Regions from separate parts of the Homo sapiens genome. Here region 2 is linked to region 1. The links are chromatin loops, found by intact Hi-C in ENCODE. Cell type or tissue: heart left ventricle. All regions are shown on one strand. Each heading gives the region's core, and the rest is flanking DNA. Links, peaks and the distances in the headings are about the cores only.

Evidence for each region. A loop is a pair of places that touch in the nucleus more often than their neighbours do. Peaks named below come from ENCODE experiments on the same cell type or tissue, not always from the same donor. Only the 100,000 strongest peaks of a DNase experiment are listed, where the experiment ranks them.
Region 2: a loop joins it to region 1, with 3 times the contacts of the local background. A loop is called at or near these places in 18 of 110 quality-filtered maps.

What each region holds. Positions count from the first base shown.
Region 1 is chr16:68,056,561-68,071,340 of GRCh38, forward strand. DUS2 (dihydrouridine synthase 2) reads left to right here. Exons shown (of 17, transcript NM_017803.5): 8 at 4,506-4,553; 9 at 9,757-9,822; 10 at 10,006-10,076; 11 at 13,574-13,660; 12 at 14,380-14,548. Among named protein-coding and RNA genes, the nearest start is that of NFATC3, 21 kb to the right of the region's middle. RefSeq lists an enhancer at 4,943-4,992. In heart left ventricle, for the core only: a CTCF peak has its summit at 8,343; a DNase peak (open chromatin) is centred at 8,331; H3K27ac peaks cover 1,185 bases.
Region 2 is chr16:67,981,287-67,996,066 of GRCh38, forward strand. It overlaps DPEP2 (dipeptidase 2), which reads right to left. Exons shown (of 11, transcript NM_022355.4): 2 at 11,664-11,971; 3 at 11,224-11,350; 4 at 10,778-10,907; 5 at 10,552-10,693; 6 at 9,829-9,898; 7 at 9,535-9,711; 8 at 8,761-8,845; 9 at 8,037-8,112; 10 at 6,566-6,701; 11 at 6,108-6,474. The coding sequence starts at 11,926. The coding sequence ends at 6,220. Among named protein-coding and RNA genes, the nearest start is that of DPEP3, 8.2 kb to the left of the region's middle. RefSeq lists silencers at 3,418-3,517, 3,640-3,934, 12,030-12,289 and enhancers at 8,761-8,810, 8,851-8,910, 11,300-11,369. In heart left ventricle, for the core only: CTCF peaks have their summits at 12,121 (motif pointing right) and 12,332; DNase peaks (open chromatin) are centred at 11,597 and 12,185; H3K4me3 peaks cover 688 bases; H3K27ac peaks cover 867 bases.

The DNA of each region.
Region 1 (14,780 bases), core at 6,869-9,368:
ATGAACTGACAACATTAGAATAGGGACCATAGTATATTAGCTAAATATACTGTATCAATGTAAACTTATGAAGATAACTTCTGTGGTTATGTAACAGAATATCCCTGTTCTTAGAGAATACACACTGAAATATTTAGGAGTAAGGGGCTATGATATATGTAATTTACCCTCAAGTGGTTTATACATATACACACACACTCATATATCACACACACATACATATATAGATTCATACATAGATTATATATATTTTATTATATATTATATATAATGTTATATATTATATAATGTTATATATTATTTATATGTTATATAATATATAGGTATATTATATTACATATATATTTATTCTATATAATATAATAATACACATATATGTAATTATATGTAATCTATAATTATATATTACACATATAAATATATACAATAAATATATAAATATATAATATATAATTATATAATACATATAAATATATGTAATATATATTTATATATATATGTAATATATATGTTATAAATATATAATATATAATTATAGATTACATATATTATATATTACATATATAAATATATAATAAATATATAAATATATAATATATGTAGTATATAAAATAAATATATAATAAATATATATTACATATATAAATGTATATAATTGTGTATGTGTATAGATACATATATATATATAGAGAGAGAGAGAGAAAGAGAGAGAGAGAGAGAACTCATGCCCAAGTAATAAAACAATGCAAAGGTACAGAGAAAAATAGAGGGGACAGGGCTGTGTCTTTTCATGAATAAGACTGAGACACATATCCCAGAAAGCCCAGAGGAGGATTATAAAAAAAAAAAAGGGAAAACAACTGAGACATACATTTAAAAAAAAGAGAGGAGGCCGGGAGTGGTGGCCCACACATGTAATCCTAGCAATTTGGGAGGCTGATGCAGGAGGATCACTTGATCCCAGGAGATTGAGATGAGTCTGGGCAACAGAGTGAAACCCTGTCTCTATAAAAATTTTCAAAAGTTTAAAAAAAAAAGGCCAGGCCTGGTGGCTCATGCCTGTAATCCCAGCACTTTGGGAGGCTGAGGTGGTCAGATCACCTGAGGTCAGGAGTTTGAGACCAGCCTAACCAACATGGTGAAACCTTGTCTCTACTAAAATTACAAGCAATTAGCTGGGCGTGGTGGTGTGTGCCTGTAATCCCAGCTACTTGGGAGGCTAAGGCAGGAGAATCGCTTGAACCTGGGAGACGGAGGTTGCAGTGAGCAAGATCATGCCACTGCACTGCAGCCTGGGTGACAAGAGCGAAAATCTGTCTCAAAAAAAAAAAAAAAAAAAAAGTGGATGCAGTGTAAATGTTCCCATTGTCGTATCAGAAGAGATCAGACTATGGTAGCCCAGAGAAGGGAGTGGAAAGGCAGCCTTTAAACTTGGAATTTGATAGGGAAATATTGTCCTTGGGCTGAGATTTAGGACCCTGTAAGCAGAGGGTGTGGTATAAGCAGGGGCCTGGGGATGAATATGAGGTAGACACAGGGAGGCCTGAGTAGCCCGATTTGACCAGAGGTTTGTCGAGTGGGAGATGATGAAGAAGAAGCAGACTGCAGGATCGAAAACCTTGGTTGGTAAAAGATCAGCTGGACTTGGACTTTAGGTATCTTTGGGCTTTTTTTTTTTTTTGAGATGGAGTCTCACTCTTGTCGTGCAGGCTGGAGTGTAGCAGTGCAATCTCGGCTGACTGCAACCTCCGTCTCCTGGGTTCAAGCGATTCTCCTGCCTCAGCCTCCTGAGTAGCTGGGACTACAGGTGCCCGCCACCACACCCAACTAATTTTTTTTGTATTTTTAGTAGAGACGGGGTTTTGCCATGTTAGCCAGGCTGGTCTTGAACGCCTGACCTCGTGATCCACCTGCCTCGGCCTCCCAAAGTGCAGGGATTACAGGTGTGAGCCACTGTGCCCGGTGGTTTTGCTGTTTTCTGATTACTTCTTTGTGTTCCTAAATTATGTGAGGAGCAGAGTTAAAATGATCTGGAGGCAGGGTAAGGTGGTATATACCATTTATATAAGGAGGATAGGGAATGATTATATATATTTATTTGTTTATTCAGGGAAGATTTTTGGAGAGACACAGAAGAAACTAGTAACATTGATTTCCTCTGGGGAAGGAAACTTAAGTTTTTATCTGGTTATGCATAGGTAGTAAATTCCCATTACAGGGGTGCTACTGAAAATAATTAACTGGCACAGCACTGGCACTGATCAGTCAGAAGAGACACCAATCAATATGCCACACATGTACATACTAGCTGAATATCTGCTGTGTTCTCATGGTTCAAAAATTGAAGCCAGATAAAAAGCATAGATTGAGGCTGGGCTTGGTGGCCGATGCCTGTAATCCCAGCACTTTGGGAGGCTGAGGCGGGCAGATCACCTGAGGTCAGGAGTTCAAGACCAGTCTGGCCAAAAGAATGAAACCGCATGTCTACCAAAAAATATAAAAATTAGCCAGGTATGGTGGCAGACACCTGTAGTCCCAGCTACTTGGGAGGCTGAGGCAGGAGAATTGCATGAACCCCAGAGGCAGAGGTCGCAGTGAGCCAAGATCACGCCACTGCAGTCCACCCTGGGCCACAGAGTGAGACCCTATATGAGAAACAAAAGAAAAAAAAAAGTATAGATTGAAACATTTCCCATTCCTTAGGCAGGGAGACTTCTTACTCGTTACCCATTTGAATCTCTCAAATTTTGAATGTTTTACCTATTCAAAAAAGCAAGTAAGTTTAATAGAAACGAAGGAAGGAAGGAAATTCCATTGTTGAGAAAGCTATTATTGTGGAAGGGGCAGTGAAACTGAATTTTAGATCCTGTGATTCTATAAGGAAGGGCTGGATACGTGTGAGTGGAAGGACAGATGGAGCCAGGGGGAGTGCTGGGGCTTCCTCAAGGCCTTCAAGGTTTCTTTTATGACCAATGTAGTCCAGGCTTGGTGGATTTTCCAGTCTACCCATTCTTCTTTAAAATCCAGGCTCAGCCTGGCCGAGTCTGTGGTGGTTTAATGTTCTCTCTGATTCCAATTTATCATCCTTAAACATGAAATTAAAGTGTAATAACTGAACTTACACCTTCTGAGCACATTCTGTGAGCATTCATTAGTATGTAATCTTTATACTGGCAGCATATATTTATTGGAATTGTTTTTTTTGCCTTCATCTCACTCTTAATGGATTCAGATTTTTAAAGATCCCCCTCCTCCATTATTAAAGTAATTAATACCATTGTCTAGAAGTTGGAAAATATAGACAAGTACAGAAAAGAGCAGGAAAATCACCAGTAACTCACAATAAAAAGCAACCACCATTACTATTATCAAGATTCAAGTGGTTGTGTGGGTTGGTAGTTTCCATTTCCTGGGGCTTTGGTTAGAGTTGGGCATGGGTCTGGGCTGGGACATTGTTGCTGGCAGAAGAGAAGGGCCTAGACAAGGTTTGTAAGTTGTGTGCACCTTAGTAGCTTTGCTGGTGGTGTTGATGCCTATGCAAGCATTGAGTATGATAGGAAGAAGGCACATTTGATCTTATTTCAAATGAAGGATGATTCATTGTTTTTTAAGGGCTTGGGAGATGGTGGGATTTAGTTTATTAAGACACTGAGACCTGGGTTAGGGAGTGGGCAGTCTTGAAAAATAAGTTTTATATAGCCCACTCTAGATAGATTTGTGGGATTTACCAAGGGGATCAGAATGATGACTTTTTTGTTTGTTTGTTTGTTTGAGATGGAGTCTTGCCCTGTCAACCAGGCTAGGGTACAGTGGTGCAATCTCGGCTCACTGCAACCTCCACCTCCTGGGTTCAAGCAATTCTTCTGCCTCAGCCTCCTGAATAGCTGGGACTACAGGCACACACCTCCATGCTCGGCTAATTTTTGTATTTTTGGTAGAGACTGGATTTCACCATGTTAGCCAGGCTGGTCTCGAACTCCTGACCTCAGGTAATCCACCTGACTCAGCTTCCCAAAGTGCTGGAATTACAGGCGTGAGCCACCACGCCCAGCCTATACATTTTAAAAGTCATCACTCTGGTCTGGCCAGCCTGGCCAACATGGTGAAACCCTGTCTCTACTAAAAATATATTAAAAAATTAGCTAGGTGTGGTTGTGCATGCCTGCAATCCTGGCTACTCAGGATGCAGAGGAAGGAGAATCACTTGAACTGGGGAGGTGGAGGTTGCAGTGAGCCGAGATTGCGCCACTGCACTCCAGCCTGGGTGACAGAGCGAGAATCTGTCTCAAAAAAAAAAGAAAAAAAATTATCACACTTCAGTCCCAGATGTTATGGGCACAGATACTGCTGCCCTCCTACTTGTTTAAAAGAAGTGCCGGTTGCCAGTGGGCCTTGGTCCCTTGGAAGTGAGTGCCGGGGTGACGCTCAGTTGCCAGACCCCATCCCATGGAGAGGGCCATAGTGTCTCCCAGATGTAAGAAGACCTTTTGTGTGTTTCTCCTTAGGGAGGAATGGGAGCTGCCCTGCTGTCAGACCCTGACAAGATTGAGAAGGTAAGTCCTCCACGAGTGAAAGCAGGGGTCCTCAAACACAGCTCCAAACTAGAATTGTCTAGAACGCCTCCTTCCACCAATACCAGATTTACTGATGTCCACCCAGTTTCTCTCCCTGAGGCCTAGCGATTTCCAAAAAATTTTCCAGTGATTTTGACATGCAGCTAAGTTTGGGAACCCCCGAGCCAGCCTACAGCAGCCTTGATGTTCCTAAAAAGCCCAGAGCAAGAGACATGTCAATGAAGAGCCAGGGGTCCTGAGGACTCACAGAGAACCTCCTCTGTATTTCCTGTCTCCCTTCTGGGAAGGTCTTGAGAGCAGAGGCCAGCCCACCTGTGGTGAGGACGGGCTCAGTGGCCATATGTGTTTGTATGTGTGTGGGTGGATTGGCCTCTCCCAGGGGGCTTGATGAGAGGAGCAGTGGGTCCCCTATGTCCTGAAAGAGTCTACCCCAGCCCTTGGAGAGAAGCCCGGGCCAGGGTCAGAGGAGGCAAGCTGAAGTTAGTCTCTCTCTGTTCCCCTTTCTTTGGTGATTCTGTAGGCTAGCTTAATGAGGCCCTGGGGACAGGTTTGTGTTCCTCTCCCAGTCTGCCAGCTCTTTCCTTTTAGCTCCTTTGTTTTCCTTTTCATTCTCTATCGCTACTTCCCTGTCTGGGCTTTAAGCCTCATCCTGCTTCCCAGAGGCTAGAGCGACTTGGGACTTAGGCATCACCAATGAGAGCTGCCATCATTGCCAATGAGAGCTGCATGGTTGCTGTGCCAGCAGCCCAACCCTGCATGTTCCTCCAGCCCCACTGTCTCTGGGACATAGGAAGACCACTGTGCTTGCTGGCTACATGCCTTCTCGTTTTTCCCATGTGCAGCCAGAGATACTCTATCTATAGTGCACCTGTATAATGTGCCTTTCTTTTTTTTGAGACAGAGTCTTGCTCTGTCACCCAGGCTGGAGTGCAGTGGCACAATCTCAGCTCACTGCAACCTCTGCCTCCAGGTTTCAAGCAATTCTTCTGCCTCAACCTCCTGAGTAGCTGGGATTACAGGCGCCCACGACGACGCCTGGCTAATTTTTGTATTTTTAGTAGAGATGGGGTTTTGTCATGTTGGCCACGCTGGTCTTGAACTCCTGACCTCAGGTGATCTGCCCATCTTGGCCTCCCAAAGTGCTGGGATTACAGATGTGAGCCACTGTGCCCAGCCATAATGTGCCTTTCATTTGATCCTGAAACCCCTTGAAGTAGATAGGATTGGCAGTTATCTCCATTTGATCAAGGACAATAGACTAAAGCACAGAGAGAGAAAATAATTTGCTTAAGATCATATAGTAGGCCGGGCGTGGTGGCTCATGCCTGTAATCCCAGCACTTTGGGAGGCTGAGGCGGGCAGATCACAAGGTCAGGAGATCGAGACCATTCTGGCTAACACGGTGAAACCCAGTCTCTACTAAAAATACAAAAAATTAGCTGGGCGTGGTGGCGGGTGCCTGTGGTCCCAGCTACTCAGGAGGCTGAGGCAGGAGAATGGCATAAACCCGGGAGGCAGAGGTTGCAGTGAGCAGAGATCGTGCCACTGCACTCCAGCCTGGGCGACAGAGCAAGACTCCGTCTCAAAAAAAAAAAAAAAAAAAAAAGATCATATAGTAAATAAGTGGCAGGCAGAGCCAGCTTGTGAACTATAGTCTCTTCTGACTCCTAGTGTCAGCACCCTCTCCAGTAGCATCTCAGGTTCAAGGTGCCTGGGTATAGTTTATAAGTGTCAGGTCAATAGGCACCTCAACTTGGAAATCTCCAGTTAAGACACTTGTGTGCAGGGTGGAGTGGAAGTAGACATCTTGGATGTCAAATTGGTTTCCACACCTAGGAGAGGGGGCCCCAGCAGGGAGGATGTGGTTCACAACATGAGCACACAGGCATTTTTGTTATCCTCCAGCCTCCTCTCTTCTCAGACCCAGGCTGTTGGCTCTGTCCTCTCTACTGCCCCTCTTTGAATAAGGCAGATTTCATCCATGAGGCAGCAGAGATACACTCAACCTCAGAAGCTTAGTTCATTTCACTACTTCTCTGGTTGGGTACTCAGATGGGCCAGGTTGGACTGATAGATGGGGTTTGCCCCATGGTAGGGAGGTTGCAGGCTTCCACAACAAAGCCAGATGTGGCTTAGGTGTAGGGGCTGGATTCAATTCGGGTCCAGACTGTGTTGGCAAGCTGGGTGACCTGGGTGAGAGCTTTGCGGGTCCTTCCAGGCTTGGCGTTTTAGGCCCGTGGTTCCATCTGTGGGAGTATCTCAAGACCACCTCTAGAAATTTTCTCAAGATTCTTGTTTGGGGTTATGAAAAACTTTGGAAATACATAACATTGGTGGTTGTACAACATTGTGAATGTAATTAATGCCACTGAATTATACACTTAAAAATGTTTAAGATGGCAAATTTCATGTTATATATATTTTACCCCAGTTAGAAATAAAGGATGCTATCTGTTGAGAATTCTGCAGACCCTTGGGGTGAGTAGGGGTGGAGAGTGGGATATCAATCTCTTTGAGAAAGCTTCTACCAGGTAACTCTGATATATGCTCCCTGGATTAAGAACCTCAGTTTTATTTTATTTTTTTAAATATTTATTTATTTATTTTGAGAGGGAGTCTTGCTCTGCTGCCCAGGCTGGAGTGCAGTGGTGCGATCTCAGCTCACTGCAACATCCACCTCCTGGGTTCAAGTGATTCTCCTGCCTCAGCCTCTGAATAGCTGAGATTACAGGCATGCACCACAACACCCGGCTAATTTTTGTATTTTTAGTAGGTACGGGGTTTCACCATGTTGTTCAGGCTGGCCTTGAACACCTAACCTCAGGTGATCTGGCCTCCAAAAGTGCTGGGATTACAGGTGTGCGCAGGGCATCCCCCTTGTGTACACTGTACTTGGGCCATGGCTGACAATTGGCAGGGCCAGGACATGAACTCAGGTCTCAGTGCTTTCCAGGCCTATGCTTTCCTATCCTCATCTGCTGCCTCCCAGAAACCAGGGGAGTGAAGGAGACTGCTTTTCTTCAGTTGGCCAGTGGGTCTATTGAGGCAAGCCTGCTTGTAGGTAGATGTGCTGTTCCTCTGCTCAAATATGGACTTGTCTCTCATTCTTTCTCCCCAAAGACTTGGATCTGGAGAGTTGGTGTCCAGGAGAGTGTCATGCTAGAGCCTGGCCAGAAGACAATCTCTAGTTGCCATTTCCCCTCAGTGTGACCCTTGCAAGTGCCTAGGGTTTTTGGTTACCTAATTTCCTTCCTAGTCCTTAACACACACATGAAACACACAGAAATACTGAAGAAAGTACTGAGAGCTACTTGGATAAAATAGCAAAAGGAAGTTCTACAAGACAGAGAATTGGATCAGACCAGCTGGTGTTGCTTAAATCACCAAATGTCAGAGGATTCTAAGTGAGCACTTGTAATGGAACCTTTTAGAGATGTTGCTCTGAGCATGAAGGATGGGACTAGAATGAGAATTTTTATTGTATTTCTTGATGAACCTGTCAGTCCCGCCCTTAAAATGTAAGTGCCTCTTTAAGGCCTGCCAGGGTGACCCTAAGACCTCAGGCCAAGTCTGCCTCCTGGAGCAGCACCTAGAGACTGTTCCTTCCTGCCAGTCCCTGGCATTTGGGCCAGCAGGTCCTGTCTTGCTCATGAACTGTCTGTCAGTCCAGCCTCTTGATCTGATGTCTTCTGGAATGGCCTGCTTCATCCTGTCCCTGATAGGCCTCCACTACTGGTTTTTGCAACCTGGCTCTCTGCTGCCCCCGCCTGTCTAGAATCAAGACTGGCAGCAGCCACCTAGATATCCCCCTGCTCTGCTAGGCAGAGATCCAGTTCTTGGAAGAGGGTTCTTGGGATCATCTTTCCTCCAGCTTGCCTGGCCTGAAATTTCTGATGAGGGAAGAAGATAGCAATGACACAGACATGCAGTGTCATCTACACCTCTCTATCTCTGATTCTTGTGTGGTCTGGTCTTGCTACCTCCCTGTCACTTTCCTGCGTGACTTCTTGATCTTTCTTTGAAATCTTTTGCAATTGCTATGTGATAAGCACTTTTAAATATGTGCTTATCTTATGAGTATGTTGTCTTTTCCTTTGCCAGTTTCACTCATGTATGTCTGACTGCCCTAAAGAGGAATGCAGGCCCCCCTTAAGAGCCTTCCTGTTCCCTCACCCTGTAAGTCCTGGAACAACACTTAGGGAACATTCCCTTCACCCAGGAAAGAAGCTGTCTGCCCCCCCGCTTTTTTTTTTTTTAATAGAAACAGGGATGGGCTAGGTGCAGTGGCTCAAGCCTGTCATCCCAGGACTTTGGGAGGATAAAACAGGTGGATTGCTTGAGCTCAGGAGTTCGAGACCAGCCTGGCCAACATGGTGGTCCCAGCTACTCTGGAGGCTGAAGTGGGAGGATGGCTTGAGCTAGGGAGGCAGAGGTTACAGTGAGCCAAGATTGTGCCACTGCACTCTAGCCTGGGAAACAGAGCCAGACCCTGTCTCAAAACAAAACAAACAAACAAACAAACAAAAAGGAAACAGGGTCTTGCTGTGTTGCCCAGGCTGGTCTCAAACTCCTGGCTTCAAGCAATCTTCCCACCTCAGCCTCTCAAAGTGTTGGGATTACAGGCATAAACCACCACACCCAGTTAGCTATGTGTTCTTTTTTTCTTACTTTTTTTTTTTTTTTAGCCGTGTGTTCTTAACCAAGGCTAGGCCTCAGAATGATTCTGAGGACGGGCTGGAGTGTGTTGGGCAGAGCCTTTTGAAAACACACATTCCTAAGCCCTTCCCCTAGAGACTGACTCAGGAAATAATAGTGTGGAATTCAAGAGTGTGTATTTCTTCAGTTCTCCAGATAATTCTGGTATTTGTCCTGGCAAAGGCTCAGTGAGCTGCACACAGGTGTACACGCGTACCCATTCACTCACTCATTCAGTATATTTGACAAATATGTGTATACCACTAGGTGCCAGGCAGGTGCTGGGGCTCCAGTATAGAACAAAGGCAGGTCCCTTGCCTCATGGAGCTTATGTGTGTATGTGTGTAACAGACACACACATGCATTCACACATATGCAAACTGTTCATGCCACCGGAATGCACAGCCTGTAGCGGAGTTAATTAGTACAGGCAGAGTGATGGTTTGTTCCAGAAGACATAGGTGCTCTTGTGTTTTCCTTTCTGCAGATCCTCAGCACTCTTGTTAAAGGGACACGCAGACCTGTGACCTGCAAGATTCGCATCCTGCCATCGGTAAGGATGGTGTGTTACATATGAAGGTCCATTCTCTCTGGTGATGTTGGATTTAGGTTTGTGAACGATTCTTGAGGTGCTAAATTAGGCTTGGAGGAGAGAGTAGAGCTGAGCCTACTTTAGGAGGCAGCAGCTGCTCCTTCTGGAGCTTCAGTAACCATCCTGTGTGGTCCTCCTCCTCAGCTAGAAGATACCCTGAGCCTTGTGAAGCGGATAGAGAGGACTGGCATTGCTGCCATCGCAGTTCATGGGAGGTGAGTGGTCACCTTTCTAGTGACTGGCAGGGAGGTCCTAACCCATCTTAGTGATCCTTCCTTAATTGATCTGTCACCCCAAGTGACAGCCAATTTCTCTTCTACATATTCAGCCTACCTCTGCCTAGCTCTTTGATATCTTATGAGTCTGGAGGGCAGGCAGACCCTGAATGGGCTTTTGCATTTGCCTTTCTTTCATTCATGGAGTGCCTATTGAGGGTAGGTACTGAGGTTTAGAGACACAGAGAGACTAAGAAAGGAGAAACACCTCTACTATCAGGATGTGTAAATGCTAGAGATTGAGTAATTTGCTCAAAATCATACCATGCAGCCAGTACGTGGTGGAATTCTGACCCTCATGAGAAAAATCTCATTTATTTCCTTCCCTCCCTCCCTCCCTCCCTTCCTTCCTTCCCTCCCTCCCTCCCTTCCTTCCTTCCCTCCCTCCCTCCTTCCTTCCCTCCTTCCTTCCTTCTTTCCTTCCTCCCCTCCCCTCCCCCTCCCTTCTCCCCTCCCTCTCCCATCTCCTCCCCTCTCCCCCCTCCCCTCCCATCTCCTCCCCTCTCCCCTCCCATCTCCTCCCCTCTCCCCTCCCATCTCCTCCCCTCTCCCTTCCCATCTCCTCCCCTCCCCCCTCCCCTCTCCTCTCCCCTCCTCTCCTCTCCTCCTCTTTGTCATTCTGTCACCCAGGCTGGAGTGCAGTAGCGCAGTCTTGGCTCACTGCAATCTCCATCTCCCGGGTTCAAGTGATTCTCCTGCCTCAGCCTCCCGAGTAGCTGAGATTACAGGTGCGCTCCACCATGCCCAGCTAATTTTTATATTTTTAGTAGAGACAGGGTTTCACCACGTTGGCCAGGCTGGTTTCAAACTCCTGATCTCAGGTGATCTGCCCACCTTGGCCTCCCAAAGTACTGGGATTACAGGCATGAGCCACCAGGCCCAGCCTCATTTTCTTTCTATTATATTGAGCAATGACTTCTCCCTTGAATAATCCCAGACAGACTGCTTTGTTTATGTGTTTTTCATTGTTGTTGTTGTTTTTTGAGACAGTCTTGCTCTGTTACCCAGGCTGGAGTGAAGTGGCACAATCATAGCTCACTGCAGCCTCAAACTCCTGGGCTCAAGTAATCCTCCTGCCTCAGCCTCCTGAGTAGCTGAAACTACAGGCACATGCCACCACACCTGGCTAATTTTTTATTTTTTTGTAGTGACGGGATCTCCTTATGTTGCCCAGGCTGGTCTCAAACTCCTGGGCTTAAGTGATCCTCCTGCCTCAGCCCCTCAAAGTGCTGGGATTACAGGCTTGAGCCACCATACCCAACCTATTCTTTTAAAGGCTCTGCCTCTCTTGTCTGCATTTGTTGGACTGCCAGCTGTCACAATGACTAAACAATCCTTCTAGCTGTAGCTAATGTACTCTATGCTGAGAGCTGAGGTTCTGAAGGCCACCCTTGGCTTACCATTCACACTTGTTCCCTGTGTCCAGGATGTGATTTTGTACAGCATCTCAGGTCAGTAGACTTGGGCCAGAGGGACCTCTCTTCTCTGAGTGATGTTCCTTTGGGCTTAGGGGTCTTATAGGAAGAGCCCAAGTTGTTGATTGTGCTCTTACAACATTTTCAGAGAAGGGAACCCAGAACTCCCTTCATACAAAGCAGAGCAAAGCAGAGTTGCTTGGGTTGAAGCCAGGAGGGAGGAGTACACACTTGTACACATATGCGCCTTCCCAAGGCAGCAGGCTTTGGATTCAGACTCCCTGGTTTGAGATCCCGGCTCTGCTGCTTGTTAGCTGTATATCCTTGGGAAATCACTTAACCTTTCTGAGCACAACATTCCTTGTTTAGAAATTAAGATAATTTCTACTTTATAGGGTTGTCCCAGGGCTTTTATGAGATTGTGAATATAAATCCTTGGCACAGTGCCTGGCATGTAGTATTCTTTCTCTCTCTTTTTTTTTTTTTTTTTTTTTTGAGACGGAGTCTTGCTCTGTTGCCCAGGCTGGAGTGCAGTGGCATGATCTCGGCTCACTGCAACCTTCGCCTCCTGGGTTCAAGCAATTCTCCTGCCTCAGCCTCCTGAGTAGCTGGGATTACAGGTGCCTGCCACCATGCCTGGCTTTTTTTTTTTTTTTTTTTGTATTTTTAGTAGAGATGGGGTTTCACCATGTTGGCCAGGCTGGTCTCAAACTCCTAACCTCAAATAATCCACCCACCTTGGCTTCCCAAAGTGCAGGGATTACAGGCGTGAGCCACCATGCCAAGCCAGTATTCTCTTAATAAAGGAAGCTATTATTTTTTACCCGTAGTTGGGAACACTCGGAAGACAGATGTGGGTGAGTTTGAAGAAGCCCTTTGTGACCATCAAAGCTGGTGAGATGGGCTAAAAGTGACCATTGGAGATGTAGGGAGACAGAGGTAGAGGCTAGGTTGACAGGGCCCTCGACCCTTTTGTTGAAGAGTATAGTAGAGGGGCCCGGGCGCGGTGGCTAACGCCTAGAATCCCACCACTTTAGGAGGCCGAGGCGGGTGGATCACATGAGGTCAGGAGTTCAAGACCAGCCTGACCAACATGGTAAAACCCTGTTTCTACTAAAAAAAATACAAAATTAGCTAGGCATGGTAGCTCATGCCTGTAATCCCAGCTACCTGGGAGGCTGAGGTAGAATTGCCTGAACCCAGGAGGTGGAGGTTGCAGTGAGCCGAGATTGCACCATTGCACTCCAGCCTGGGCAACAAGAATGAAACACCATATCAAAAATAAAAGAACAAGAGTATAGCAGAGGGGACATACTCAGACAAGAGCTGGACAAGGGCTATCTGGTCGACCGTCTTGCTTGCTTTGTTGCTGAGCACAGCTCAGGTCAGGCCTCACGTCAGCAGCCCTAAAACTCATGCACAAGAACTTGCAGTTGACTTTGGAAGGAGGGGCCCCAGGTTGTGGTCCTGCCTCCCTTGTGCCGTGGTGTGGCAGCCATGGTCCGTGCCTTTCCTGGGTGCGGGGCCTACCCTGTGTCAGGTGCCTCTCCCTAGGATCAGCTGTGCAACTTGGCTTTGGCATTGGCAGCTGTGTGGGAGTGGCCAGTCTGAGCAGCAGCAGCTGTTCCCAGTCCCTTGGAGAGGGCAGGACTGGGACAGTAGGGGCAGCACTCTTATGGCCCTGTCCCTCATCTCTGGCAGAGGCAAAAGGAAGCTAGGGAAAAGCAACATGACCTTGGGAGCCAGGCCACCCACCATGCCCCCCTGCAGCCAGGCCTCCCCTGCAGGCCTCCAAGAGCTGGACTTGCCGTCTCAGCATGGATCTGTGCTGCCCCTGCCCCTCACAGTTCTCCAGAGGGCAGGGAGAGCCATTTCCTGCCACCTGTCCTTGATTGCCATATGGCCACCTGACCTTCCTGAGGTTCAGTGGGGAGGACAGTAAGGTTTGGCTGAGGTAACCCTGTGTGAGTGGTGTCGTGGCTTTTGGTGCTTAGCCCTCAGCCCCATCTTTCTATCTCCAAGGAAGCGGGAGGAGCGACCTCAGCATCCTGTCAGCTGTGAAGTCATCAAAGCCATTGCTGATACCCTCTCCATTCCTGTCATAGCCAAGTAAGCCTCCTGTCTTCATCATGTACTCTGTGTCCCACAGAGCTAAGGGCTGGGTGGTAGCCAGGCCCAGCCTTCCCTAGAGTGAAAAGTTTTAGGGGTGGCTTGAAAAGGGCAGGGCTTTCCACAAGACCCCAGACCTGTTCCTTCTGCTGCCACCTGAGACCCTCCCCTCTGCATGCCTGTCTCAGGACTGAGGCTGCCGACTGACTCCTGATGAAATGTACAGAGACAGAGCAGGGGGTCCTTGGAGCAGCAGGCTGCAGGGAGGGGAAAGTATGACCTAACTGGGCCTCCTTCCTTCCTCTTGTCATCACTAGGGTGTCTGTTCCTCTCGCCAGGGTTTTGACTTAGCCCTCAGTGAACATATAAGTGGCCCATTCAGCTTGGGGGTTTTCCTGTAGCCCCAGTAGCCCAGTTATGGACCCATGTCTCCAGATGTGGGCTGGCTGTAGCCACTGTTTTAGATTAGGGGCAAGGAAAGTAAATTTCCTGGATTACCTATTAAGTGCCAGGCACTCTACATGTATTATCTCAGTTAGTGCTCCTAACTTCATAATGGGATATGGATTCTAATATCCACTTTACTGAAGCTCTGATAGCTGAAGGGACTTGGCCAAATTCACATTGTTAATCAGTGGCAGATCTGAGAGCTGACTTTTTCTGAAAATGCTGATAGGTTCCGTGATGGGGACACCCCTAACCCTCTGGTTGCTTTTTAGCGGAGGATCTCATGACCACATCCAACAGTATTCGGACATAGAGGACTTTCGACAAGCCACGGCAGCCTCTTCCGTGATGGTGGCCCGAGCAGCCATGTGGAACCCATCTATCTTCCTCAAGGAGGGTCTGCGGCCCCTGGAGGAGGTCATGCAGAAATACATCAGATACGTACGTCTCTGTACTTTTTCAAAACAAGCATTTCTCACTGTCTACCACACTCCTGCAGAGAGCACTTTGTGTGAGCCCCCAGCTGCCAGCTGTGCTTGCTGTTCCTCTCCTTTTCTTTTTAGCTCATGTAGTGTAGCTGCACTAGCTCACTGCTTTATTCGGTCTCCCCAGCTGCAATGCTAAGAGAGGATGCTGGGGGGCATACCCCTACCATCTCCTAAAGCTTCCAGAG
Region 2 (14,780 bases), core at 10,985-13,484, 71 kb before region 1:
GGGGTGATCATAGCTTGCTGCAGCCTTGATCATAGCTTGCTGCAGCCTTGAACTTCTGAGCTCAAGCGATCCTCCTTCCTCCACCTCCCAAGTAGCTGAGACTATAGGTGCAGTGCCACCATGCATGGCTAATTGTTATTTTTTATTTTATTAAAACAAATTTTTTTTTGAGACAGGGTCTCACTGGAGTGCAGTGGCACCATCTCAGCTCACTGTAGCCTCGACCTCCCAGGTAAAAGTGATCCTCCTGCTTCAGCTCCCTAAGTAGCTGGGAGGGACTACAGGCATGCACCACCATGCCCAGCTAATTTTTGTATATTTGCATTTTTTTTTAGAGACAGGGTTTTACCATGTTGCCCAGACTGGTCTTGAACTCCTGAGCTCAAGCGATCTGCCCACCTAGGTCTCCCAAAGTGCTAGGATTACAGGCATGAGCCACCACGTCCGGCCTTATTTCTTTTTTAGAGACGTGGTTTTTTTTTTGAGACGGAGTCTCACTGTGCCACCCAGGCTGGAGTGCAGTGGCTCCATCTCTGCTCACTGCAAGCTCCGCCTCCCGGGTTCATGCCAGTCTCCTGCCTCAGCCTCCCGAGTAGCTGGGACTACAGGCGCCCACCACCATGCCCAGCTAATTTTTTGTATTTTTAGTAGAGACCGGGTTTCACCGTGTTAGCCAGGATGGTCTTGATCTCCTGACCTCGTGATCCGCCCACCTTGGCCTCCCAAAGTTCCGGGATTACAGGCGTGAGCCACCGCACCGGGCCGAATATTTTTTTCTATATATATGTTAGTATACAGACACAAAAATGAGAGGTGACAGCGTGCTGGCAGCCCTCACAGCCCTCGCTCCCTCTCGGCACCTCCTCGGCCTTGGCGCCCACTCTGGCCGCGTTTGAGGAGCCCTTCAGCCCGTCGCTGCACTGTGGGAGCCCCTTTCTGGGCTGGACAAGGCTGGAGCCGGCTCCCTCAGCTTGCGGGTAGGTGTGGAGAGAGAGGCGTGGGCGGGAACCGTGGCTGCAGGCTGCGCTTGCGGGCCAGCTCGAGTTCCGGGTGGGCGTGGGCTTGGCAAGCCCCGCACTCGGAGCGGCCAGCCGGCCCGGGCAGTGAGGAGCTTAGCACCTGGGCCAGCAGCTGCTGTGCTCGACTTCTCGCTGGGCCTTAGCTGCCTCCCCGCCGGGCAGGGCTCGGGACCTGCAGCCCTCCATGCCTGAGCCTCCACCCCCGCCGTGCGCTCCTGTGCAGCCCAAGCCTCCCCGACGAGCGCCAACCCCTGTTCCACGGCGCCCAGTCCCATCGACTGCCCAAGGGCTGAGGAGTGCGGGCACACGGCGCCGGACTGGCAGGCAGCTCCACCTGCGGCCCCGGTGCAGCATCCACTGGGTGAAGCCAGCTGGGCTCCTGAGTCTGGTGGGGACTTGGAGAATCTTTATGTCTAGCTAAGGGATTGTAAATACACCAATCAGCACTCTGTATGTAGCTCAAGGTTTGTAAACACACCAATCAGCACCCTGTGTCTAGCTCCGGGGTTGTGAATGCACCAATCGACACTCTGTATCTAGCTAATCTAGTGGGGACGTGGAGAACTTTTGTGTCTAGCTCAGGGATTGTAAACGCACCAGTCAGCACCCTGTCAAAACGGGCCCATCAGCTCTCTGTAAAACAGACCAATCAGCTCTCTGTAAAATGGACCAATCAGCAGGATGTGGGTGGGGCCAGATAAGACAATAAAAGCAGGCTGCCCGCTCTTTCAGTAGCAACTTGCTGGGGTTCTCTTCCAGGCAGTGGGAGGTTTGTTCTTTTGCTGTTTGCAATGGCTGTTGCTGCTATTCCGTTTTTGGATCCATACTGTATGAGCTGTAATACTCACTGCGAAGGTCTGCAGCTTCACTCCCGAAGCCAGCGAGGCCATGAACCCACGGAGAGGAACGAAGAACTCCGGACTCGGCGCCTTGAGACCTGTGACACCACGAAGGTCTTCAGCTTCACTTCTGAGCCTGCGAGACCGCGAACCCACCAGAAGGAAGAAACTCCGAACACATCCAACCATCAGAAGGAACAAATTCCGGACACGCCACCTTTAAGAACTGTAACACTCACCGCGAGGGTCTGTGGCTTCATTCTTGAAGTCAGTGAGACCAAGAACCCACCAATTCCGGACACAAAAAGACCCCAGAAGAGTCTACACATCAAATGTTAGTTAGCAGTTATCCTCTCGGGAAGAGATCTACCTGCACCCTGATCAGTTTGCATCTCATTTCTTTATTATGGTGATACTGGCTAAGGGAAATCATGGGTAGTGCTGGTGAGGGCTAATCAGGGTCATGGGGGTTGGGGGAGGCACCACAGCAGTAGCTGAACCTTGCTTCAAAGGTCTGGATCGGGCATGGAGGAGTGGAGAGGGGATCCAGGGTTGGCTAACAGCCCAGCAGAGGTCTAGTTTGGGCATTACAACAACTGTTGTGGAGGAGGCACAGGTGGATTCTCTAAGGCATGGAGTTGAGGGACAAGATCAGACTAGGTCTCTTGGTCCTGAGAGCATGAGGGGGCTTGGTCTGACACGTTATTTCACCTGGGGCAGAAATCCTCCTTAAAGACAATACAAGGCTAGCTTCCAGCAGCTCCTCGTCATTTCCTGTTGAAAAAATCCTGGTGCAGGGGAAATAGATCTCAAAACTGCATCTGGGGCCGGATGCGGTGGCTTACCCCTATAATCCTAACACTTTGGGAGGCTGAGGCGGGCAGGTTGCTTGAGTCTAGGAGTTTGAGACAAGCTTGGCCAACACAGTGAAACCCCATCTCTACTAAAAATACAAAAATTAGCTGGGCAGGGTGGTGTGTGCCTGTAATCCCAGCTACTGAAGAGGCTGAGGCAGGAGAATCACTTGAACCTCGGAGGCGGAGGTTGCAGTGAGCCGAGTGCATTGCACTCCAGCCTGGGCAACAGAGCAAGACTCCGTCTCAAAACAAACAAAAACTGCATCTGGGTCAGCGCAGTGGCTCATGTCTGTAATCCCAGCACTTTGGGAAGCCAAGGCAAGCAGATTGCTTGAGTCCAGGAGTTTGAGACCAGCCTAGGCAACATGGTGAAATCCTGTCTTTACTAAAAATACAAAGTATTAGCCAGGCGTGGTGGTGCGCACCGGAGGTCCCAGCTACTCCAGAGGCTGAGGTAGGAGAATCACTTGAGGCCAGGAAGTTGAGGCTGCAGTGAGCTGAGATCGTGTCACTGCACTCCAGCCTGGGCAATGGGAGTGAGACCCTGTCAAAAAAAAAAAAAAAACAACGCTGGGGATGGTGGCTCACGCCTGTATTCCCAGCACTTTGGGAGGCCAAGTTGGGTGGATCGCCCGAGGTCAGGAGTTCGAGAGCAGCCTGGCCAACATAGTGAAACCCCGTCTGTACTAAAAATACAAAAAAAATTAGCTGGTCCTGGTGGCAGGTGCCTGTAATCCCAGCTACTCGGGAGGCTGAGGCAGGAGAATCACTTGAACCTGGGAGGCAGAGGTTCTAGTGAGCTGAGATCGCGCCACTGCACTCCAGCCTGGGCAACAAGAGGAAATTCCGTCTCAAAACAAAACAAAAAAAACCCTGAATCTGGGTAGCATCTGAACTTCCTGGGCCAGTTGCTGCTGAGAAAGGCCAATGACACAGACCGAATCTAAATTATCTTCCCTCTGCGTCTGTGTCTGTCTCTTGTTTTTCCACCTGGGCTCCCTGATAAGTGGGCATCCCCTTCTGGGCACCTCAAGAAGGGCCTTGGCCTCTGGCGACCACTTCCCCTTGTTGGTTGCTGTCTGCTCCTCCTCATGCCTGGGGGTTAATGGCCAAGTGTGACCCAGCTGCTTCTAGCTTTGGTTCTCTCAGGAAGGGCAGAGAAAGGTCATGTTTATTTTGGTCTCCCATAAATCTCCCCGGCCTGCCCAGAAGGTCTTTATTTAAGTGACTTGGAACAACATGAAGAATGGCAACTTTGCTAATAGTTTAAGAAAAGTGCAGAAGCATTGCATGTGCACCTGTTTCCTATATTATTATTATTATTATTATTATTATTATTATCATTATTATTTTAGCTTAGTTTTGTTTTGTTGTTTTTGGGTTTGTTTTGTTTTGTGTTTTTTTTTTGTTTTGTGTGCTACTCTGTCACCCAGGCTGGAGTGCAGTGGCGTGATCTCGGCTCACTGCAACCTTTGCTTCCTGGGTTCAAGTGATTTTCCTGCCTCAGTCTCCCAAGTAGCTGGGACCACAGGCGCGTGACACCACAGCCGGCTAATGTTTTGCGTCTTTAGTAGAGATGGGGTTTCACCGTGCTAGCCAGGATGGTCTCGATCTTCTGACCTTGTGATCCGCCCGCCTCGGCCTCCCAAAGTGCTGGGATTACAGGTGTGAACCACCGCTCTCAGCCTATTATTTTAAATTGTTTTGCTGGGCATAGTGGCACACGCCTGTAATCCCAGCACTTTGGGAGGGCAAGGTGGGTGGATCACTTGAGTCTGGCAGTTTGAGACCAGCCTGGGCAACATGGTGAAACCTCGTATCTACAAAAAATACAAAAATTAGCTGGACATGGTGGTGCGCGCCTATGGTCCCAGCTACTCAGGAAACAGAGTGGGGAGGATCACTTGAGCCCAGGGGGTTGAGGCTGCAGTGAGGCATGATTGTGCCACTGCACTCCAGCGGTGACAGAGACCCTGTCTCAGGAAAAATAAAAAAAGTATTATTTTAATGGGCAGCCCCCAGAACTGGAAGAGGTTCAGAGGACTCCCTATTTCCTACATTAGACATGTGAAAAGGACAGGGCATGAAGTTACAATTAATTTTTTAAATGTTATCAAAATAATACATAAGCACAGTTTAAAATGTTTGCTTATGGTTGGCTAGGTAAATCAAAGTTACCCTACTCCATCTGGGCACAGTGGCTTACTCCTGTAATCCTAGCACTTTGGGAGGCCAAGGTGGGAGGATTGCTTTAGTCCAGGAGTTCGAGACCAGCCTGGGCAACATAGGGAGATCCCTGTCTCTATAAAAAAATTTAAAAATCCTCCTTCTAAGTGAAGTAATGAAAAAAAGAAAGCTGGCCGGATGCAGTGGCTCTAGCTTGTAATCCCAACACTTTGGGAGCCCGAGGCAGGTGGATCACAAGGTCAGGAGTTCGAGACCAGCCTGGCCAATATGGTGAAACTCCTTCTCTACTGAAAAAAGAAAAATCAGCTGGGCATGGTGGTGCATGCCTGTAGTCCCAGCTGTTCAGGACGCTGAGGCTGGAGAATCGCTTGAAATCGGGAGGCTGAGGTTGCAGTGAGCCGAGATCACGCCACTGCATTCCCGCCTGGGCGACGGAGCAAGACTCCATCTCAAAAAACAAAAAGCCAGGCCCGGTGGCTCACACCTATAATCCCCCAGCACTTTGGGAGGCCGAGGCTGGTGAATCACCTGAGGTCAGGAGTTCGAGAGCAGCCTTACCAACAAGGTGAAACCCCATCTCTACTAAAAATACAAAAATTAGCTGGGCATGGTGGCGGGCGCCTCTAGTCCCAGCTGCTCGGGAGGCTGAGACAGGAGAATTGCTTGAACCCGGGAGGCAGAGCTTGCAGTGAGCCGAGATTGTGCCACTGCACTCCAGCCTGGGTGACAGACCAAGACTCTGTCTCGAAGAAAAAAAAAATCCAGAAAGCTAAAATAAAAATAAATTAGCTGAGTGTGGTGGTGCACGCCTATAGTCCCAGCTACTTGAGAGGCTGAAGCAGAAGCTTCATTTGAGCCCAAGAGTTCAAAGCTGCAGTGAGCTATGATTGCGCCACTGTACTCCAGCCTGGGTGACAAAGTGAGACTCTGCCTCAAAAGTAAATAAATAAATAAATAAATAAATAAATAAATAAATAAAAAGAGATGAGCTACTCAGAGGGAACACGGAATAGGGTCCACCTCCTGCCACCGGATCCACCACTGTTTTCATCCAGTGCTGAGCCCAATCACCTGGGTCACCTCGGGCTCCTGTCAACAGTCTTTCCTTAAACAACTGGTGGCTGAAATGAAGGATCCCCCACCAACCACCAGCACTGGGAGACGATGCCACCAGTCCCCATTGCAGAGAAGGAAACTCAGGTCTGTTTCTATGTCCAAAACATTTATTTCAGGAAATATTTGTGCCTGCACAACAGGGGAACTTTGTGGGGTGTCTGTGGCTTGCTACAGTGACATCTGGCAGGACTAACTGGGTCATCAGAGCCACAGAATAAGGACTGGGAAGGTGGCCACAACTGCAAGGACTGGGGCCATGTGGGGGGAGGACTCTGAGACTGACCACTTGGCTGGTAACTTGGCTGTCCAGTGTATGGGAATCTCAGTGAGTTCCTGGCCTGAAGTCAGACTCTGTCTCTGACGCAGACGTGAGAGGTCGGAGTGGCAGGAACTGCTCAGCTGCTCATCCGGGAACTTGTCCTCCAAGGGGCTTTGCCATTTGTTTTCTTCCTGTACCTAGAGGTGGCAGTCGGTGCTCAGCTTCCACAGCTCTCCTTGATACACTTGCTCAGACCCCTCGGCTACTCTCTTGCCCAGCCCAGAGTACCTTTTCCACTTGTCTGAAGACCCGCAGCAGGTTTCCACGAAGGACACCCTGAAGCTCTTCCTCACTCCAGCCACGACTCAGCAACTCCTCTATCAGGACCGGGTATGTGGACACGTCTTCCAGCCCCTGAGGGAATCTGTGTGGCCACCAGCTAGTGGGTTTCAGACCTGATTCCCTGATCATGACTCAGAACCACAGTCCAGGGTCTATGAAACCCCAGCCCTGGTCAGGTATGGGAAGTGGAGACTTGGAGAGAGTAGGTAATTCTCCTCTGCTCTTTATCCTTCAGAAGGAGGCCTCAAAACCTCCTTGAATATTTATCAAAACTTATTGAATCATACTATTAAGATCTATGCCTTTTACTGAATGCAAATGATCCCCCCTACCAACCAGAGTTAAAAAGAAGAAAATGGCCAGGTATGGTGGCTCACACCTGTAATCCCAGCACTTTGGGAGGCCAAGGTGGGCGGATCACTTGAGGTCAGGAGTTTGAGACCAGCCTGGCCAACATGGTGAAACCCAATCTCTACTAAAAAGACAAAAAAGAAAGAAAGAAAGAAAGGAAAGAAAGGAAAGAAAGAAAGAAAGAAAGGAAAAATAAATTAGCTGGGCATCATGGCGCACACCTGTAATCCCAGCTACTTGGGAAGCTGAGGCAGGAGAATCGCTGGAACTCAGGAAGCAGAGGTTGCAGTGAGCCGAGATTGTGCCACTGCACTCCAGGCTGGGCAACAGAGTGAGCCTCTGTCTCAAAAAAAAAAAAAAGAAAAGAAAAAAAGAAGAAAAGGCCCAGTGAGGTGGCTTAGGCCTGTAATCCCACACTTTAGGAGGCCAAGGCAGGAGAATCACTTGAGTCCAGGAGTTCAAGACCAGCCTGGGCAACACGAGACCCCATCTCTGCCAAAAATAAAATTATCTGGGCATGATGACACATGCCTGTAGCCCCAGCTACTTGCAGGCTGAGATGGCAGGATTGCTTGAGCCCAGAAAGTCAAGGCTGCAGTGAGCCAAGATTGCGCCACTGCACCCCAGTCTGGCCAACAGAGCAAGACCCTGAGAAGAAGAAGAAGAAGAAAAGGAAGAAAGAAGGAGGAGGAGGAGACAAAGAAGAAGGAGGACGAGGAAGAAAAGGAGAAGGAGAAGGAGAGGAAGAGCTTCTTCAGAAAACAGTGGTTGCAAACACAGCCACTGTGCACAGGGCTCACACCAGACCTTGCTGATGGTCTGCTCAGGGAGAGTGAGTCTCCTGGGCTTGGGGGTACGTGCAGTGCTGGGCAGATGAGCTCTGTCTGGTGGTTTGGCCAAGTATAATGTCCTAGAGTGGGGTCACTGGGATGAAGACAAACAGGAGAGCCCAGAGAACTGATCCCGGGAGTGTGGTCAAGGCCTAAAGGACGTGATGGCTATGGTGACCGTGAAGGCCCCACTGCTGTACAGCTAGCCCAAGACAAGCCACAGGGAAGGCACTCACTTGCCGGCCCCATCATAATCTCCACCAATCCCGATGAACTTGGATCCAATGACAGCCTTGATGTGGTCGAAGTGATCTGGGGAGGGGGAAGGTGGACAGTCAGCTGCGTAGGGCTTCCAGGGCAGGGGTGCCACTGGGGCTGGATGGCACTGAGTCTCCTTCTTGCAGCCTGTGGGCCAGGCAGGCTAATTCCTTTATGGCCTGCCACATAGCTTGGCAACCTGAGAACCCTGAGGTTTGACCTGAATGGATTCAGCTGGTTCTGGCCTGGATTTCAGGTTTGGAGTGGATCCACAGAGCCACTTGTCTGGGCCATTTCCCACCTAGGATTAAACCTGCCTCTAGTCTCTTTGAGAACCTGGTAGGAACTCTTTTCTATGGTTGTGGGAGATGACGGAGGGACAAAGAGTACAACTGACAAAGACCCCAGAGACCTAAGGGGCCTTCCCCTTCTAGTCTCTTGGCCAGAGGCCGAGGAAGGGTGCTTTGGGGATCCCCTGCAGAGGCGCAGATAGTTAGCACTCAGGTTCTATGTGTGGCTTCCTCCCTTATACCCATCAGGACCGCAGCACTGACTCTGTGGCTGCAGCTCCATGTGACCAATGTGCTGTGTACTGTCCATCACTGCATTTTTTTCAGTGAAACCACTGGGACAGTCCTGGGGCCCTCCCAAGTCTTCAGGTGCAAATCAGAACTGTTCAGAGAGCCCGGGAGAGGGAGTTACCTGCCACAGTGGACACATTGGCTGATGGGTTGCACTGTATTACTCCCATGGACAAAGACACCATCACGACGCCACCGTTCTTCTTCTGCAGGGGCGGGCAAGTGGACACTTAGCCTGGCCCCTCAGCAAACTGCATTCCTGCCCTGCCACCCTCTGGATCCCTGGAGAGGGTGTTCAGCTCTGACTTCAGGAGTCAGCAGAAACTTCACCTCTCTGGTTTTGTATGAAGGGAGGAGTCTAGGCCCTGGTCTGGCATAGGTGTCTTGGCACTTGCTTTGAGGAGTAGAGGAATATACATATTTACCATCTAGAACCCCCGACTCCTGGATGTGGACTGTGGGGTTGTGGGGCAAAAGATGTTCAGCCTGAAGTTGGAAGAAGTGGAGGGAGCAGGGCCTCAGGTTTGAGGGCTCCTGTTTTTTGTTTTTGTTTTCCATGGCAGGGTCCTACTCTGTCACCCAGGCTGGAGTGCTGTGGCGTGATCTTGGCTCACTGCAACCTCCGCCTCCCAGGTTCCAGAGATTCTCCTGCCTCAGCCTCCCAAGTAGCTGGGATTACAGGAATATGCCATCACACCCGGCTAATTTTTGTATTTTTAGTAGAGACGGGGTTTCCCCATGTTGGCCAGGCTGGTCTTGAACTCCTGACCTCAAGTGATCAGCCCACCTCAGCCTCCCAAAGTGCTGGGATTACAGGTGTGAGCCACCATGCCTGGCCGAAGGGCTCCTGGTTTGAACCTCTTGCTTTAGGTTCCTGGGCTGGGCAGTTTCTCACCAGAAGCTGCAGGATGTCATCAGGAACATTCCGAGCACTGTTGCACACACCCCGGGCAGCCGAGTGGGAGAAGATCACAGGTGCCTGTGACACTTCCAGGGCCCGCCGTGCCACAGCATCTGAGACATGGGATAAGTCTACCATCATGCCCAGGCGGTTCATTTCTGCCACCACCTTCTGCAGGGACATGTTGGGAGAAGGGTATCAGGGGTGCACATGTGTATACATTTATTTGTAAGAAACAGCTGGGGTGTGCACATTTGTTTGGGGTGGAGTGTGAACCAGGGTCCTCACCTCACCAAAGTCAGTCAGCCCGCTGATGTTGTTGTAGAAGGAGTGGACGCCCTTAGCGGAGCTCTCTGCCCTGCAGGGTGGCCAGGAAGCAGTCTGACTGGTAGCTGTTCCTCGGCCTCAAGAGTCTAGAGGCCCTACCCACCCTCCATCCCTGCACCCCCCTGAAACAAAAACAGGGATCCAAAATGGGCCCTGCAAATGGGCCATGCCTGGCAGCAGGAGGGCCCTGCTGGGTCCAGTCTTTTTTTTCCTTTTCTTTTTTTTTTTTTTTTGGCAATAGAGTCTCGCTCTGTCACCCAGGCAGGAGTGCAGTGGTGCTGTCGTGCCATCTCAGCTCACTGAAACCTGCACCTCCTGGGTTCAAGAGATTCTCATGCCTCAGCCTCCTGAGTATCTGGGATTATAGGCACGCACCACCACACCTGGCTAATTTTTGTGTTTTTCTTCAAGATAGGGTTTCACCATCTTGGCCAGGCTGGTCTCGAACTCCTGGCCTTAAGTTATCTGTCCGCCTCAGCCTCCCAAAGTTTTGGGATTACAGGCATGAGCCACCGCGTCTGGCCAGGGGTCAAGTCGTATTCTGAAAACCAGAATCCCAGCTCCCCTCCCCACTCCAGAGTCAGTGCCACATCCCATGGGTAAAGCTTGTTCTGGGCCCACAGTGACCTCAGGCAGATCTCTGCCCCTGCCTCAGCGGTCCCACACCATCTGCACTAGGCTCACCAGGGTGTGTTGCAGGTGTGGGTGAGCGTCAGGTAGCGCACTCCCAGCATGTAGAAGGTACGTAAGATGGAGAGGCTATTGTCCAGCGAGTGGCCACCCTCTACACCGATGAGGCAGGCCAATTTCTGAGTGTCGTTCAGAGCTGGGGGCAGGTAGGTCAGGTGATTACTTTCCAGGGCTGGAGTAGCTCAATCAAGTTCCTAACGCTTCCCATCAACTTGCCTACCTTTAGCCGAGGTCACAAGCTCCAGCTCAGAATAGGAGGCACACATGCGGCGTATGAGGTCAATCTGCTCCAGGGTGAGGCGCAGGGCATCCCGGTCCTGGGTCTGGCATGGCACATAGGCTGACCAGAACTGGGGGGAAGGCCAGGGTTTGGCTTGGATGGGGGCTGCTTTGGAGGACCCTGGACTGCTCACAGCCTCCACAGCTGACAGAGCACCCAGTGGGCCAGGAGGCCACATGTAATGTACTGCTTCTTCCACAGGGTCTTCCTGGCCACCAAGCTGGCTCACTGTAGCCTCTGCAGCCCCCAGCATCCATATCATGACACTTTTTGGGTCACTATGGTAACTGAGTTCTCATGTGACTAACTTGTGATCTCTGGGGTCCCCACTCTCCCCATCATCCCCCAGCAGCCATGCTGTGGCACCTCGTGTATCCCTGTGGTACCTGGGCGCCCACGAGGCCATCTCTAAGCCTGTCCAGGCTGGTCTGGCCGTAGCTGAAATTGCGCAGGTTAACATCCTGTAGCCCTTTCTGGTAAACCTGCCTTAGGACCAGGGGCAGGTCGTTGTGGCTGGAGGGATGTCAAGCCAGGGTCAGGTGAAGAACAGACAGATGGGCCTCTTAGCCCTCCAGTTCAGGAAGGACACATCTGGGGATCCCCATCCCTCATTGTCACATGACTATACTGAGATCCCCTGAGGCCCGGGCTAGGAGTGCCCACCCAAGAGGGGATGACAGAGGGGAAAGGGTACCCATGCATGACGGGAGAGAGGGCATCCAGGGGTGGTGTGAGGGAGCCTCCTCCACAGCCCTGCATACTCTGGGACCCTCCCTTGCCCAGGAGTGTGCTCAGCTCCCATCGCCCCCTTGCAGCAATTACGCACCCGTCCACGAGCGGGAAGTCCCGCATCAGGGCCCGTGCCTGCTCTTGCAGGCCCTGGGTGCTGGGACTACTGAGTGTGGTCGAGGGAGCGTAGGTGCCCGGCATGGTGTGGGCTCTGGGGGCGCCCAGCGTGGTGAGGGCTCTGGGGGGGCCTGGCGTGGTGTAGGCACAGGTTACAGGCTGGAGCAGCAGCAGCAGGAGCAGCAGACTCAGCAGAGGCCACCGACCAAACGTGCCGGGACCCTCGAGGCCGGAGGGCTGCATGTTGTGCAGGGCCGGGCAGGCAGGCAGGGGTGGCAGTCAGAGAGCCTGAGAGGGGCGGGCGAGGGGCAGAGCGCGACGATGGAGTCCCGACCCTCGATTCAGGCCACCTGGCGGCGTGGCCTCAAGAGGAGGGTAACGAAGTCACAGGGCCCCGCGAAGGATGTGCGGAGAGCGGCGGCACCGCCCAGTACGGCCACCAGGGGGCGCCCAGCCCTCCCGCCGTCATCCCCAAGGGCGCTCCCGCCGGCTGGGCGGATCCCTGTCCTGGGCGCCCACTCGCGGCCTGTCTTAGGGCCCTCCACCCTCCCTTTTACTCCTCCCACTGTCCCCAGGGGGCCGACCCAGGTGGCTCCTCTGCTGCCCCTAGGCTCTCTCTCTAAGAGAGAGGGCCTGGGGTGCTTCCCCCAAACAGTGGCCCTCTGCCCTGCCCTGGGAGATCTGCAGACCACGTCATGTCCCCAACCGCCTGCAACGTGTCCCGGCCACACCCAGGGCCACATGTGTCCCTGTGACCACAGTGCTCTGGGCTCTGGATTTCCTGGTGCTGGGTTGTGTGGGTGGGTGTGGGGGAGAAGATAGGCTCTGGAAATGAGGGGTTAACCCTGTGGACTGGATTCAGGAAGGGGCCCCCTGGCCCTGACCTTCTCTCTCCCGTAACTTAGGCCCTCAAGCCTATACTCTGGGGAATCTCCCAGCTACTAGGACCTGTCAGGAGCACTCCTCCGCCCCCCGCCCCGACCGCACATTCTCCAATCAGCCTTAGGAAAGAGCTCCTTCCTAAGGAGCTGCCACACCTCCCCAGGACCCCAGTGGAGGGATGAGAGCGCAGCAAGCATCTGGCCACTGCCAGGGAACATTCACTCAACAGAGCAGGAACCCACACAGCCATCTGCATGGAAGGAAATGAAGTCTTGTCTAGGGCAGCAGAGTCCCCGGCCGCAGCACCTTCCTCCTAGAGCTTCTGGCTGATCTGCTGGCCAGGATACCTCCTACCTCCTTGAGGAAGCCCCGGCCTCGTCCAGGTCAGGAGTAAGGGGCCTGAGGAAAGCCCTGCCACCTGGGTTCTGCAGCCACACTCCTCTTATCTTGTGGCTCCTGTGGCTTGAGCTCTCACAGAAACCTCCAGGGCTGAGTCCCTTCCTTGACGACAGGCCCCACCCCATTCCCGGCCTGGGGCCCTCAACCTAGATGCCTCCTCCAGGAAGGACCCCCAACCACACAAGCACACAAGCTCACAATCACACAGGCACAGGGGATGTGCCCGCTCACAGAAGCCCCACGACCTGAGATCTTCCGGGACTGTGGCCAAACCCCTTCGTCCTCAGAGACCTTTGCCTCCTCCTGCCCCTCAGGCTCTCAAGACTCTGCTCTGAACCTTGGCACCCCTGGAACCGCTTCATTTTTTGGAGCCTCCCCCACGTGGCAGGGCTGATCAGTGCATGGGTAGTGTGACCTAAGCCTGACGACGACTAGAGATTCAAGAAGGCCTCCTAAAAAGAAAATGAACCAACTCTTCCAAAGGGACTGGAGGTCCCAAGCTACCCAGGAGGGGAAGTGATCCCAGCTTTGATGTATTTTAGGGACTGCACACTTGATGTTGCCCAGTGTCTGCTGTCCAGGAGGAAGGCAGATCGATGGCCGAGTGCTCGAGGTGGGTTAACTGTCACGTCTACTGCTGCCGAAGGGGGTCTTTTTTTGTTTGTTTTGAGACAGAGTCTCACTTTGTTGCCCAGGCTAGAGGGTAGTGGCACAATCTTGGCTCACTGCAATCTCCACCTCCTGGGTTCAAGCGATTCTTGTGCCTTAACTTCCCGAGTAGCTGGGACTACAGGCATGCGCCACCACGCCCGGCTAAATTTTGTTGTTTAGTAGAGATGGGGTTTTGCCATGTTGCCCAGGCTGGTCTCGAACTCCTGGTCTCAAGCAATCTGCCTGCCTCAGCCTCCCAAAATGCTGGGATTACTGGAGTGAGCTACCGCACCTGGGCTTTTTTTTTATTTTTTATTTATTTTTTTAATTAAAGACTGTCTTGCCTTCTTGCCCAGGCTGGTCTCAAACTTCTGGCTTCAAGTGATGATCTCACCTTGGCCTCCCAAAGTGCTGGGAGTATAGATGTGAGCCACTGTGCCCAGCCCTGCTGGAGGGTTCTATAGGGAGGCCCACTGCAGATGGTGAGTCCTCTTGGGCTCTGCTTCAGAGAACAGTAGGGCGTGTCCCAGATCTGGGTGGTTTGGGTACCCCAACACAGGCTTCCCTCCTTCTCTCCATCATCCACTGCTGGTCAGCAGCTCCCCACACCCACTGGAATAGTGAGAGGGAGGAGAAGCTCTTGGATTTGCTGGTCTCCAGGTCAAAGATGTGGTTTTGGGGATAAACAGTTTATTCTGAGAGCCCCAAGAGGTAAGGGGCATAAAGAATGAGGAACTGAACCTGATCATTATGTGTTATATGTATTGAAACATCACTATGGGTGGGGCGCAGTGACTCACACCCGTGATCCCAGCACTTTGGGAGGCCGAGGTGGGTGGATCATCTGAGGTCAGGAGTTCGAGACCAGCTTGGCCAACATGGGGAAACCCCATCTCTATTAAAAATACAAACATTAGCCGGGCTTGGTGGTGCGCGCCTGTAGTCCCAAATACCTGGGAGGCTGAGTTGGGAGAATCGTTTCAACCCAGGAGGCAGAGGTTGCAGTGAGCCGAGATTGGGCCACTGAACTTCAGCCTGGATGACAGAGCGAGACCCTGTCTCCCCCCGCCAAACAACAACAACAACAACAACAACAACAACAAAAATCACTATGTACCCCATGAATATGTGCAAATTATTATTATTATTGTTTTTGAGATAAGGT